2 separate regions of the Homo sapiens genome follow, and region 1 is linked to region 2. Evidence: read pairs that join two places in POLR2A ChIA-PET (ENCODE). Cell type or tissue: PC-9. All regions are shown on one strand. Links, peaks and the distances in the headings refer to the core of each region. The heading gives the core; the rest is flanking DNA.

Region 1 (7,445 bases), core at 1,461-5,460, 310 kb after region 2:
CAGGGAGGAGAAGGAAATAAAGGGTATTCAATTAGGAAAAGAGGAAGTCAAATTGTCCCTGTTTGCAGATGACATGATTGTATATCTAGAAAACCCCATCGTCTCAGCCCAAAATCTCCTTAAGCTGATAAGCAACTTCAGCAAAGTCTCAGGATACAAAATCAATGTACAAAAATCACAAGCATTCTTATACACCAATAACAGACAAACAGAGAGCCAAATCATGCGTGAACTCCCATTCACAATTGCTTCAAAGAGAATAAAATACCTAGGAATCCAACTTACAAGGGATGTGAAGGACCTCTTCAAGGAGAACTACAAACCACTGCTCAATGAAATAAAAGAGGATACAAACAAATGGAAGAACATTACATGTTCATAGGTGGGAAGAATCAATATCGTGAAAATGGCCATACTGCCCAAGGTAATTTATAGGTACAATGCCATCCCTATCATGCTACCAGTGACTTTCTTCACAGAATTGGAAAAAACTACTTTAAAGTTCATATGAAACCAAAAAAGAGCCTGCATTGCCAAGTCAATCCTAAGCCAAAAGAACAAAGGTTTTTGGTTACTACAAGGCTACAGTAACCAAAACAGCATGGTACTGTTACCAAAACAGAGATATAGATCAATGGAACAGAACAGAGCCCTCAGAAATAACGCCACATATCTACAACCATCCGATCTTTGACAAACCTGACAAAAACAAGCAATGGTGAAAGGATTCCCTATTTAATAAATGGTGCTGGGAAAACTGGCTAGCCATATGTAGAAAGCTGAAACTGGATCCCTTCCTTACACCTTATACAAAAATTAATTCAAGATGGATTAAAGACTTACATGTTAGACCTAAAACCATAAAAACCCTAGAAGAAAACCTAGGCAATACCATTCAGGACATAGGCATGGGTAAGGACTTCATGTCTAAAACACCAAAAGCAATGGCAGCAAAAGCCAAAATTGACAAATGGGATCTAATTAAACTAAAGAGCTTCTGCACAGCAAAAGAAACTACCATCAGAGTGAACAGGCAACCTACAAAGTGGGAGAAAATTTTTGCAATCTATTCATCTGACAAAGGGCTAATATCCAGAATCTACAATGAACTCAAACAAATTTACAAGAAAGAAAACAACACCATCAAAAAGTGGGCAAAGGATATGAACAGACACTTCTCAAAAGAAGACATTTATGCAGCCAAAAGACACATGAAAAAATGCTCATCATCACTGGCCATCAGAGAAATGCAAATCAAAACTGCAATGAGATACCATCTCACACCAGTTAGAATGGTGATCATTAAAAAGTCAGGAAACAACAGGTGCTGGAGAGGATGTGGAGAAACAGGAACACTTTTACACTGTTGGTGGGACTGTAAACTAGTTCAACCATTGTGGAAGTCAGTGTGGCGATGCCTCAGGCATCTAGAACTAGAAATACCATTTGACCCAGCCATCCCATTACTGGGTATATACCCAAAGGATTATAAATCATGCTGCTATAAAGACACATGCACACGTATGTTTATTGCGGCATTATTCACAATAGCAAAGACTTGGAACCAACCCAAATGTCCAACAACAATAGATTGGATTAAGAAAATGTGGCACATATACACCATGGAATACTATGCAGCCATAAAAAATGATGAGTTCATGTCCTTTGTAGGGACACGGATGAAATTGGAAACCATCATTCTCAGCAAACTATTGCAAGGACAAAATACCAAACACCACATGTTCTCACTCATAGGTGGGAATTGACCAGTGAGAACACATGGACACAGGAAGGGGAACATCACACTCCGGGGAATGTTGTGGGGTGGGGGGAGGGGGGAGGGATAGCATTAGGAGATATACCTAATGTTAAATGACAAGTTAATGGGTGCAGCACACCAACATGGCACATGTATACATATGTAACAAACCTGCACTTTGTGCACATGTACCCTAAAACTTAAAGTGTAATAAAAATAAAATAAATAAATAATTATTTTATTTCATTGTATTCTCAGTTATGAAGACTGGTAGAAAAAAAATAAAGCATTGCCTCTGTGAATATTCTAAGTGCCTAACATATATTAGCTCATTTAATCCTCACAACCATCCTAAGAGTTATTATCCCCATTTTTCAGATAAAGAAAGCGAGGCAGAGTGCTTTTCCTAAAGTCACAGAACCAGTAGGAGTTTAACCAGCTGGAATCGAGTCGATCTTAGCCACTAGACTTTAATGTCCTTAATCACTAAATTCTTGTAAAATGCTGAAGGGCTCCTACTGTTTTCCTTTTTTTAAAAAAAGAAGTCATGTACTTTCAGACATAAAATTTAAGACTTAAAAAAAACATCATCACTTTGCATTCAAAAACTTAAAATGATTATAGATGCCCTATCAGAAAGATAGCTTTCTCTCTACCTGTTGCCTTCCTTTTAAAAGTATGTGATGCTGCCAGGCACGGTGGCTCATGCCTGTAATCCCAGCACTTTGGGAAGCCAAGGTGGGCAGATCACTTGAGCTCAGGAATTCAAGATTAGCCTAGGCAACATGGCAAAACCCCATCTCTACAAAAAATAACAAAAATTAGCCGAGTGTGGAGGCATGTACCTGTGGTCCCAGCTACTTGGGAGGCTGAGTTAAGATTATCCTTGAGCCCAGGAGGTCAAGGACACAGTGAACTGAGATTGCACCACTGCTTTGCAGCCTGGGTGACAAAGGGAGACACTGTCTTAAAAAAAAAAAAAGTGATGCCAATAAGATATTGTCCAGTTTTCCTTAAGTGCTCAAGTGTCTATATACTTGACTCTGTAGGGTATAATACATTATGATACAAGGTTGCTTCTTTGGAAAGGTAATAAAGTTGACTCCAATAGTTCTAAGCTAAGGGGGTTTTGTTTTGTTATTTTTCCTAATGAAACAAGTATTTTAGATGGCATTTGGAAATTTCCTTTTTTAATACGTTCAACAAGTCATTTGCATGCAGTTTTAAACTACTCCTTTCAGTAATGTTTTATGATTTAAAGACTTGATAACTTTTAAAAATGGTGTGTTTAAAAACTAAAAGACAGCAAAACCTCCTAACGCAATGGCTTTAGATCCTTTTAAATATTCCAGAACCAGTCCATAAAGACCACTTTCTCTTTTTTCTTTTCTTTGTTTCTTTAATAAGGCAGTGGATGGATTGACAGATGTGGAAGAAACTAAGGGGGAAAAATTCAAGGCTTACCATCATTTTTACTGTGGAATTTGTTTCTGAAAATTACATTGTGAAGCAGGTTTAGGAAGCAGTGTACTATAGCAGGAAAAAAGATAGATTTGACGGATCCATGGGATTTAGGTTTCTATAAGAGCTGTGTCATTGCCCACTTGCATGATTGTGGGCTGGCTATTTAACATCCCTGAGCTTCAATTTCCTCATCCAAAATGAAGGAATAGTGACATCTGCTTTATAGAGCTAGTGGCAGAGAAGTACTTGGTACATAGAAGTCCTTACTAGTTGTGAATTCCTTTATTTCTCCCCAAAAATATACTCTTCTTTTTCCTTTTAAAAAAATACTTTAAATTTTAAATTTTCTTAGCGACAGGGTCTTGCTCTATCGCCCATGCTGGAGTGCAGTGGCGCTATCATAGCTCACTGCAGCCTCAAACTCCTGGGCTTAAGCAGTCCTCCCTTCCCAGCCTCCCGAGTAGCTGGGTCTACAGGCGTGCACCACATGATCAGCTAATTTTTTAATTTTTTTTTTTTGTAGAGATAGAGTCTCCCTATGTTGCCCAGGCTAGTCTCAAACTCCTGGCCTCAAGCAGTCCTCCAACCTTGGCCTCCCAAAGCACTGGGATTACAAGGGTGAGCCACCATACCTGGCTTCCTTCTCCTTTAAATATGTTAGATATGGTAGCCAGAAAATGTAAAGTGGAACGGATTTAAAATGCTTACTAAATGGCTTAAATAAGCAGAACAACAAAATGTAAATCTAAAATATTGTGGGCTTCCTGCACAACTCATGACCAAAGATGTGAAATGAAAAACAGACTACAGGATCCCCAAGGTAGCTAACAGGGAACAGAGGAGAGGTGACAAATAGTGACAGCTGTGCAGATCCAGTTCCTTAAGATCTGCCAATTATAACAAAACAAAGGGACATGGACAATTTGTTGTGTAATTCTCACATTTCTTATATAGTTTTAAAAAACTCCATTTAAAAAAAACACTCAACTGGAATAGGCCTTGATTACCCTCCTTCAGAATCTCCCGTGAGTCCTCTACCCTCTCAGCCATCTTATTACTTCCACTGTGGTGCAATAGGAGTTGTGATTGAACCATTCCCACAAAGAGCTCCTGATTTATGCAACCCATATATTTTTCTTTTTTACTTTAGGCATCTACCTCCAGGATTAATTCAGATGTCATTCTTGTTGTCCTGAATGTAAATAATGCAAACTTTATTTTGTTCATAACTGAATTATTATTCAATACAGTCACCACTAGGCATATATGGCTTCTTAAATATAAATTTATAAAAATAAAAATTCACTTCCTCAGTCTCACTAACAACATTTCAAATGCCTAGTAGCCGCATGTAGATAGTAGCTACTGCATTAGACAGTGAAGATATAGAACATTTCCATTGTTACACAAAGTTCTATTGAACAGCTCTGCTTTAAAGAATGTGTTATTTGGGGGATTTATATTGTCTTCTATGTTGCACAAAAATCACATTGGTCTTTATGCAACTTGACAACTTAAGAAGGTTGCCCCTCACAGAATGATGATTTTACTCTGGGTGGTGATCATATAAGATCACTTAATGAACTCTGATCTGTAACACCTTAACTGACCCCAAGCTGAATTTTATAGGGTGTCTGTCCCCCAAAATGATTCCCCAAAGAAGTAATAAAATTTGTTTGAATCAGACCTTGAACATTTTCCCTGTGTTTCTGTGTTTATCTCAAAATAGACAGAGATCACTGTTTTTTTAATGTGGCATATCTGACTGCTTTATCAGACTGCGAAAATCAGGAGCATGTAATGAGATAGCGCTCCTTCAATCACTTTGTAATCAAGTACTCATATCTTCTACATTCCTTTTTAGAAAGATCTATAATATCTCCCTTTATTCAACCGATTTTTGGCTTGTTCCTCTTTCTGCATCCCAACATCCTAGAGCATTATCTAAAACACACAGTAGGTACTAAGAATGTGTTTGAGTGAACGAGCTAAAAATGACTTTTGGATTTGACTTTAGAAGATTACCAGATTAGGAAAATCTGGCTCTGCTCAGGAAAGTTCATCTAGGAAAATTTCAAGTCTATGTGCTCCATTAATCAGCTGGCTTTTCTTTTTCTAATATGAGGCTTCGTCCATAGGTTTCCTAATTAAGGAGTTATGTAAACCATGCCTCTGTTTCCTTTCTATAGATCAACACAAGAAACTGCACATTTTCTCATTTTACTTACTTTGAGCATCTCCTTTAGGCTTTATCCTTCAAACACTGAAAGAAAACACATAAGTCTTCTGTCTCCAGAACTTCCTTTGGCATTAATATTGATTGTTAGTGTTAAATTTTACGGGGTGGATATACTTAAAAGAATGTCATTACCTTGCTGGCCTTGATGTTGTAATTATAGAATAATGTTGTTATAAATGCCAGCTTTTTAAAAAAAATTATGCTGAGGATTACATTATCATTCACTCATTTCCTCAACAAATAATTATTGAGCAGACATTATTCCACACACTGCATAGCTAATGATTTGAACCAATGGCTAAAGAATTGCACAGTTTTAGCTCATTTAGATGCTTAAAAAATAAAAAACTGAGGTTGAGAGCTTTGAACATTTGTTTGAGCAGTTGTACTTCCTAAAATTGTAATTATTTCTATTTAAAAAGAAATCATACACTCTGTCCCGAAGTTAGCTGCATTCCCATTTAAAAATAGTTTTCCATATACTAGAATTAGTTGAGAGAGTGCAGTATTTAAATTATGTAGATAAATTACCCCCAAAAAAATAATCTCTGTTTTTGGAGAGGTTTCCACTAATGAGGACTTACAAAAATTAAGTCAGCCAGCTGCTATACGACTGACATTCTTTAAAATGGTCTTTATATCTGTTTATTTGAGGCTAAACCCAAAGTTTTCTTTGGAAATCAGGTTCGTTTTATTGTTTGGCATGAAGTTGATATCCCCTGTGATTTGCCAGTTGTTGCTTATATTTGACTATGGTAGGCCTCAGCACAGTAATAATGCCTAGGTAGATTAGGCCCCTTCCTCCTAAGCTGCTGATGCCTGCTGGAGGGGGATGATGCACTGAGCGCTAGGTTCAGCCAATGAGATACCCTATTCATTTGACAAGGCTGCTGCACAGTGATGGTGTGTGGTTTATAAACTCTTTGTATTCCCCGCTATGCACTAGTGGAGGCGATGGTCTCTTATTTTGTTCTCCCTTCTCTTTCTCATCTGTATTACTTGTTTTGAGCCCTGGGGAGAAAATTAGGGACGAAGATTGAAATTATAGTTTAAATAGGAAGATAAGTTCTATTTATTTGGGTTTTAATGCTTTTATTCAGCAAACATTTGTTGAACACCAACTATCTCCCTGGTACCAGGCTAAGTGCTGGGAATACTAATGTATTTTTCAAGGACTTCTGATCTTTGGGAGAGATAGACATGGGGCTGGACTCTTAGGACCATGATAGTTGCTGTGATGCAGATATTTAAAGGTTTAATGAAAGCCTTTGCCTGGAGGAGTCTGGAAGAGGGTCACAAAAGGCATATCTTTTACTTGTAGCAAATGGAGAGCCACTGAAGAATTTTGAGTAGAGGCACAATCAGGATTTTTTAAAAGATTCTGTGAGCTACCTATGAGATGACAGGAGGCAGAGAGATCAACCAGGAAATCATGCTACTCCTGCACAAGTGGGTCATTGTTAGTGTTCTTTATCCCTAGCACCCTAAGACTGTAATGATTACCTACCAGGTCATAAGCAAACATTTGTTTGCTTTCCAGAACATGATATAGGGCCCGTCAGTCTGAAGACATTTTTTTTTTTTTGAGATGGAATCTCACTCTGTAGCCCAAGCTGCAGTGCAGTGGCATGATGGTGGCTCACTGCAACCTCCACTTCCCAGGTTCAAGCGATTCTCATGCCTCAACCTCCCGAATATCTGGGACTACAGGCACATGCCACCACCCCCAGCTAATTTTTTGTATTTTAGTGGAGATGGGGTTTCACCATGTTGCCCAGGGTGGTCTCGAACTTCTGAGCTCAGGCGATCCACCCACCTCGGCCTCCCGAAGTGCTGGGATTACAGGCATGAGCCACCGCACCTGGCCTGAAGACATTTTTAAGTGGGGAGAAAGTAAAGAGGTAGATTATGGAAGCTCAGAAAAAGAGAAAAGTAAGTTTTGAGTGTGGTTTAGTCAAACATATTTGTCCAAAAGAATGTTTT
Region 2 (7,445 bases), core at 1,401-5,400:
TTGCAAAGTGAAACAAGTGCACCGTCTATTCTTATGATATAAAACTGCCTCTTTAGGACCTCTTACTTTGCTAGAAGCTTTGTTTTGAGGCCTATGGAGAAGTCCAGTGTCCTAAAGCAGCTGCTTACCCAGTGGTAGCCAGATCATTACTCTCCTTGGAACCGTCTTCATCTGCAAAAAGGGGCGGTAGGGTGGAGCTAGTCATCAAGTTTTCCATCTCTCTGAAAGGAAAAGAGAATAAAAAAAAATTAATGGCTTAATTACTTCCATTTCAAGTTCCACTAATTTAAGAGCCAGCCTTCTTGAACTTTATCATATAAGCAACAGAATAAAAACTGACCTAAATATTTATTTTCTTGACTTGGACACATCAATTTAAACTGTATGGTAAATGGGCCTTTTAACCTTGGTCTTATCAACTGACCAGACTGAAAACAAGTTAGGTTTTAACAAATGGGATGTGGTTTGGAAAATTCCTTTTTATTTATCCAGAGTATCTTCAAAAGTATTCATTTCCTGTAGAAATTGTTAAGCAGGGTAACTCAGAAGCACTGCCACTCTGAGCAAGCTATTTAAGCTCTTTGAGCTACAATTTCACCATCTTAGACTAAGACAAAATTGCTGACTTAACCCAAAGGGTTATTGTGAGAGATTAAAATGAAAGTGCTCCATAAACAGAGAAAATCTAAGGTAGTAAGTGCATTGAGTATTATATAAAGAAAGATATTGTTATTACAGCATTACCAGTTCTCAGTCCCAGATGAATCATCTATAGATTAAATGATGGCAAACTGAGCCCTCCAAAAGGAAATAATGCAAAGGAAGTAGAGGATGGAAGGCATGCTGATGTGGCTCTCAGTCAAAGAAACCACACTTCCAGGTCAGAAATATGCTCCACACACCATCATAACCAAGAGCAGAAATAGCATGCACCTGGGTACAGGAAACAACTAAGCTTAATTGAAGAAAACAAACAAATCACAAGAACTGAGGTTATCAGACTGAAAGGATAAAAGGACAAAGTGACAAAGAGAATAATTTCATTTGGCATATCACTATGAAAAACGATTTTTGCCTTTCAAGGCTTACCACAAAGGGCATCACCCCATGTAGTTAAAAGCAGCAGTCTTCCCTTCATCATGAAAGGGATATTCAAACAAAACATTCAGCAGTGACCCCAAACATCAGCCACTTACACAGAACTGCAAAGCACTCAAGAAAGAGTGCCTCAATCAATTGGGAGAATTGAGAAGCAAATTATGAGAATTCACTTAGGAGCTTCCTCAGGAGTTATTTCAGGCGCTGCTGCTGCTAAGGAGACCTGGTGAAACAGCAATTAAAAGGAAAGCACAGCGGCAAAGCAGAGCCAGGATCACTCCACTGAGGTGGAAATATGAAGAAAATGCCGATGACACGAGGACCACATTCTCCATGTTCAATGGAGTGATTTATTTCCAAAAGATAACACTGATGTTTTATTCCTTATTCTTACTTATTCTCACTTCTAAGTTTATTATTTAGCAGGCCAAGTTCCATAAACAGCTTGATGGGAAAAACACATCTCTGTACAAATATTACCCATTACAGTAGGTAGAGCATGGAAGGTAGAGAGGAACTTCTCACTCAACCATCATAAGCACTTTATTCTACTGCAGGAATGCTTGCAACCTCTTTTCAGTTCCTTCAAGATAAGGTGTTTACAAGTGGAATAGCTCTAATAAATACCACAAAATTCCATTCCACATGTTTTACTGAATAACCCTGACTCAAGTGTACTTAAGTTTTAATTCACATTATACAATACAAAGGCGAGATTAAAGCCTGGGCTGCTAACATCACCTCACACCAATGTCAATGTTCATTTTACCAAAAGAAAACTGTAATATCTGTTAGATACCATACAGACTAACCATAGTGAGCAAACATTCAAATGGCCAGGTATATACCTTAGGGAACTCACTTGACTGGCTTTTTTTTTTTTTTTTTTTTTGACAGTCTCGCTCTGTTGCCCACGCCTCCCAGGTTCAGGTGATTCTTGTGCTTCAGCCTCCCAAGTTGCTGGGATTACAGGTACGTGCCACCACACCAGCTAATTTTTGTATTTTTAGTACAGACGGGGTATCACCATGTTGGCCAGGTTGGTCTTGAACTCCTAGCCTCAAGTGATCCGCCCACTTCGGCCTCCCAAAGTGTTAGGATTACAGGTGTGAGCCACTACGCCTGGGATTGACTGGCTTCTTTCTAAAAGTATCCCTAGAAGTCAATGGCCTTTCAAGAACCTTGAGATTCAGCATTTAAAGCTCCTGGCATTGCTCCCATGCCTCAAAAGAAGATATATTATCTGGTGAGGGACAAATGAAGTGTCTTTTCATCCACTATGCCAACATGACCCTGTTAGAGTGTTTTCCAGATATCTTTAGTCATTTCTGAAACGTGGGGAGGCAGCTGGATAACATAACCTTAACAACATATAAACAGATCATATAAACAAAGGAAGTTCAGAGAACACACATTTTTTCCTTTTTTATTTTCCCTCTCTTAAGTTTGTTGTATTCAAACCCATATGGTTTCAGATATATTTTCTCAGTGTTACTGAGTAGTCAGGTCCCTAAGAAATGAGTAATAAAGTGGGTGGAAGGTTAAGGGGCCAAGATCAACAAAAGAAGGAAATGAAGAAAAGTGCAGTGAAACCCAAAGGCCTCTAAACTAGTCCAGTAAGTCGGAAAATACAATGATTCCCAAGAATATGTCTGGGATCCTGGGAGAATGCATTTCATATGGTCCATGAGGGAGTGATTCAAAAGGAATCACGGCTACCAAGCCACTGATTGCCAAAAGCCCTTCACATGTAGCATCTGTGCCTGATGATGTCCCAGTACAGAGGTCACACTGAACTTTGAAATTTTATGCAAAGCACTTAAGAAATGTAATGAATGCTGCTCTAAATGAGTAAAGAAGAGAAATTTGTTCAAAGGCAAAGCAATATACAAGTTTGGCTCTTCACTGCACTTTATACAAACAGGTCTATCATGCAGATGTTACCTAGTAGAGGGGACTTATCCAGTGAAGGCTTCTACCAGGAAGCCTCACAAAAATGATATTACTTTGCCACTTAGAACACTTTGAACCAGGGTCTGGACCTGAGCTTTGGAAATCCCAAAATTCCCTCTAACACTAACCACTCACTGAAAAAAACCTGACATATAAAAGAGTGCCAATTTAAAATATTTTAATGATGATTATAAAGATTGTAATGAGAATTATATTAAGCGTACTAGATATTTAATGACTAGTGAACACATTTTCTCTCTGTAGTCATCTAGTAGGCCAGATCATAATCAGAACATTGCTATGGTCAATATATGGCCAGAACAAAGGAAATTAGGTGGAACTTAAGAAATGTTCCTCAACTAAGATTGCTCTAGTAATCTTTCCCAATAATAGGGATGATCACACCAATGTGACTATGTTATTCCAAATGTGTTGGACAGTGCTGGAAGCATATTTGTACTTCTGGTTTCTGGGGTTGGCTCTTTTCAAGTGCCCTTTTCTTACTTTACACATGCTAACCCCACTTCCCTAAGTCTTTTCATAGAGATGCAGCATATTCCTTCTGCACCACTCCCTCTCCAACCATACACCTCATAATTGAGAGGTGGGATTCTGCCCATCTCAACCTCATTTTCCATATTACAGCCTTTATGCAAAACCCTTGGTTCCTTTAAAACATCAGGTTCCTTGGTTATATCAACCTCATACCCAAAAATCTCTTACCATCATCTCCTATCATTTCAGCTCTCTTAATTCTCCTATTACAACTCACCTTGAACCATACAAACCTCTATTCATTGGCCCTTGATTTTCCCTTCTCTGTCCAGCTTAGATTCAATGGCTACATTGCAAATGTTCTTTTGCCAATACTCAATTCCCTTGCACTACATCTTTCTATACACTAGAAGTAGATCAACTCTGAGTTTTGGCTTTAGATGGTGGAGGAAAAAAATGACAAAATAAAGAGTATTACTATAAATGTATGGTATCCAATCACAACTGGGCCCTCTATGCTCTTAGTAATCACTTTGTATGTTCTTAGGATATTTCCCAACTGCCATGTTATCTCTGTCAAAGTTTTTCAACCAAACTCACCCAAATCCTCCAACTCAGTCAGCATTATCTTTTCACATTCCTCAACCCCAACTCACGACAAAAAGCATACTAAATTGCTTTTTTTGGAAGATATAATTGATATACCATAAAGTTCACCCCTTTACTACATACAACTCAGTGGTTTTTAATATATTTACAAGGTTGTGCAACCAACACCCTAACCAATTTTAGAACATTTTCATCACCCCAAAAAGAAACACAATATCCTTTAGCAAACAATCCCCATTCTCCCTTCCTGCTAGTCCTCCTAGGCCTGGGCAACCACTAATCTACTTTGTTTTTTTTTTTTTTTTTAAGAGACAGGGTCCTGCTCCGTCACCCAGGCTGGAGTGCAGTGGCATAATCATAGCTCACTGATGCCTCAAACTGCTTGTCTCAAGTGATCTCTCTGCCTCAGCCTCCTGAGTAGCTAGGACCACGCCTGGCTAATTTTTAATTTTTTTTTTTTTTTGTAGAGATAGGGTTTCGCTATGTTGCCCAGGCTGTCTTGAATTCCTAGCCTCAAGCAATCCTCCTGCCTCAGTCTCCCGAACTGTTGGGATAATAGGCGTGAGCCATCATGCCTGCCTACTTTCTGTCTTTATAACTGTACCTATTCTGATATTTCATATAAATAGAATCATACAATATGTGGCCTTTTGTGTCTGGCTACTCTCACTTAGCATAAAGTTTTCAAGGTTCACATTGTAGCGTGTATCAGAATTTCATTCTGCTTTATGGCTGAATAATATTATACTGGATGGCTATTGCACATTTTGTTGATCCACATATCAGTTGATAGACTTGGGTTGTTTCTACTTTTTGGTTATTATGAATGCTGCTGCTTATGAACATTTGTGTATAAATTTTTGTGTGGACATGTTTTCAGTTCTCTTGGGCATATACCTAGGAGTGGAGCTGCTGGAACATCTGGTACCACCATGTTTAATATTTTGAGAAAATCAAACTGTTTTTCAAAGCACCTCTACCATTTTACATTCATACCAGTAACCTATTAGGGTTCCAATTTCTCCATATCCTCAGCACACTTGGTATTATCTTTTTTATTAGAGCCATCCTAGTAGATGTGAAGTGGTATCTCATTGTGATTTTGGTTCATATTTTCCTAATGAGTAATGATGTTAAGCATTTTTTCTTATGCATATTGTGCATTTGTTTATCTGTTTTGGAGAACTGTCTACTCAAATCCTATTTCAAATTGTGTTTTGTATTATTATTATTATTTTTTAGATAGAGTATCATTCTGTTGTCCATGCTGGAGTGCACTGGTGTGATCCTGGCTCACTGCAACCTCTACCTCCTGGGTTCAAGCGATTCTTGTGCTTCAGCCTCCCAAGTAGTAGCTGGGATTACAGGTATGCACCACCATGCCCAGCTAATTTTTGTATTTTTAGTAGAGACAGGGTTTCGCCATGTTGGCCATGCTGGTCTCAAACTCCTGGCCTCAAGAGGTGCCACCCACCTCAGTCTCCCAAAGTGTTGAGATTATAGGCGTGAGCCACCACACTCAGCCTCCTTTGCTCATTTTTAAAATTGGGTTAAAACTGTATTGTTATTGCAAAATTGCAAGAGTTCTTTTTATATTGTAGATACTAGACACTTATCAGATATACTATTTTCAAATGTTTTTCTCCCATTCTCTGGGTTGTCTTTTCACTTTGATAGTGGTCTTTGAAATACAAACGTTTTTAACTTTAAAGTACAAATTATCTTTTTTTTTTCTTTGGTTGCTTGTGCTTTAGGTGTCATATTTAAGAAACTACCGCCTAATCAAAGTTGTGAAGATTTACCCTTATGTGTTCTTCTAAGAGCTTTATAATTTTAGCTCTTAACATTTATGCCTTTGATTCATTCTGAGAAAATGCACCATATTCTCTGACCTCTACATCTCTGCAACTGCCATTTGTTGTCTTTGGTTGGAATACTTCCTAGTACCCCAGTCTCTCTTGTTTGGCCAATTATACTTTCTTATCCTTCACATCTCATCTTAGATGTGTCTTCTTTCAGCATGTGTTCTTGGATCAATCAAGAATGTATCAGATGCCCCTTTTATGTACTACCAGAGCATTCTGTACTAAACACCCATCATAATACTTGACTCACTGTACTACACTTGTCTTTTCTAACCCTTAGTTATATGTTTTGTTAGGTTATAAACAGTGCCTTGTTTACCTTTAAATTTCCCCCAGCCTGGTTTTGAGCATATCATGGGCATTTGTTAAATATGCATTTGATGAGCAAATACAATTATGTATTTCACAGCTTCATCATAATATTGTGGCCAGACTTTGCCTAAAGCCACACCATACCCCTCAACTGAAGGAGGCTCCTCATTCAATTAGTATTTATTTATTGCTCAAGCAAGGCACTTTTGCAGATTATGTGTCTTTTAAATGGATTAACTCTGAAACTGGGGGACACTCAATATATTCTCTAAATGTTTCCTCATATATGCATTCTCCTTTATTATTTGTAAGGAGTGAGACTATCTTCAAACAATAGAGTCAGTGTTCATGTCTACTTTAGTGAACATGGCCGATTGATGTATATTCTGTATTGGAATTTTCAACTTTCCATTCACGTTAGATATTCATGTCTAAGTATTGAATCTTTAACATCAATTTTGCTCAGTGAAGCCTTTCATGGCCTCTGTATATAAAATTGCAGACACCCCCTTTCCTTGAACTGTTCCTAACCTCCTTCCCTGCTCTGTTTTTTTCTTGGTACTTCAAACTATGTATCTTTTTTCATTTTACTTATTTTATCTTGTTTTTTGTCTGTTCCAGTACACTGCGAGCTCAAAATTTGTAGATGCCCACAATTGGCCCTGCAGAACCCATGATTACAAAAAGTCGGCCCTGTATCCATAGGTTCTGTGTCTCTCGAATACTGTATTTTCCACCCCAAACTGATTGAATTTGTGGATGCAGAACCCAAGGATACACAGGGCCAACTATAACTGCAAATTAAAACAATAATGATCTACCACTACAAACCTATTAGAATGGCCAAAATCCCAAACACTGACACCACTAAGTGCTGACAATGATGCGGAGCAACAGGAACTCTCCTTCATTATGTGGGGATACAAAACAGTACAGACATTTCAAAAGACAGGAAGTTTTTTACAAAATTAAACATACTCTTGCCATACAATCCAGCAATCGCACTTCTTACCTTAATATTTACCCAAATGAATGGAAAACTTACGTCCACACAAAAACCTGCACACAGATGTTTATAGTAGCTTTATTCATAATTGCCAAAACTTGGGCATA

What was found. Peaks named below come from ENCODE experiments on the same cell type or tissue, not always from the same donor. Only the 100,000 strongest peaks of a DNase experiment are listed, where the experiment ranks them.
Region 1: POLR2A ChIA-PET joins it to region 2 with 10 read pairs; 2 of 35 experiments call an interaction of 5 or more read pairs at or near these places.

Annotation. Positions count from the first base shown.
Region 1 is chr15:77,145,051-77,152,495 of GRCh38, reverse strand. The region is part of intron 8 of PEAK1 (pseudopodium enriched atypical kinase 1); the gene reads left to right. Among named protein-coding and RNA genes, the nearest start is that of LINC00597, 77 kb to the left of the region's middle. In PC-9, for the core only: no CTCF peak of the experiment used is centred there; no DNase peak of the experiment used is centred there.
Region 2 is chr15:77,451,180-77,458,624 of GRCh38, reverse strand. It overlaps HMG20A (high mobility group 20A), which reads right to left. Exons shown (of 10, transcript NM_001304504.2): 2 at 129-221. The coding sequence starts at 217. Among named protein-coding and RNA genes, the nearest start is that of HMG20A, 34 kb to the right of the region's middle. In PC-9, for the core only: no CTCF peak of the experiment used is centred there; no DNase peak of the experiment used is centred there; H3K27ac peaks cover 881 bases.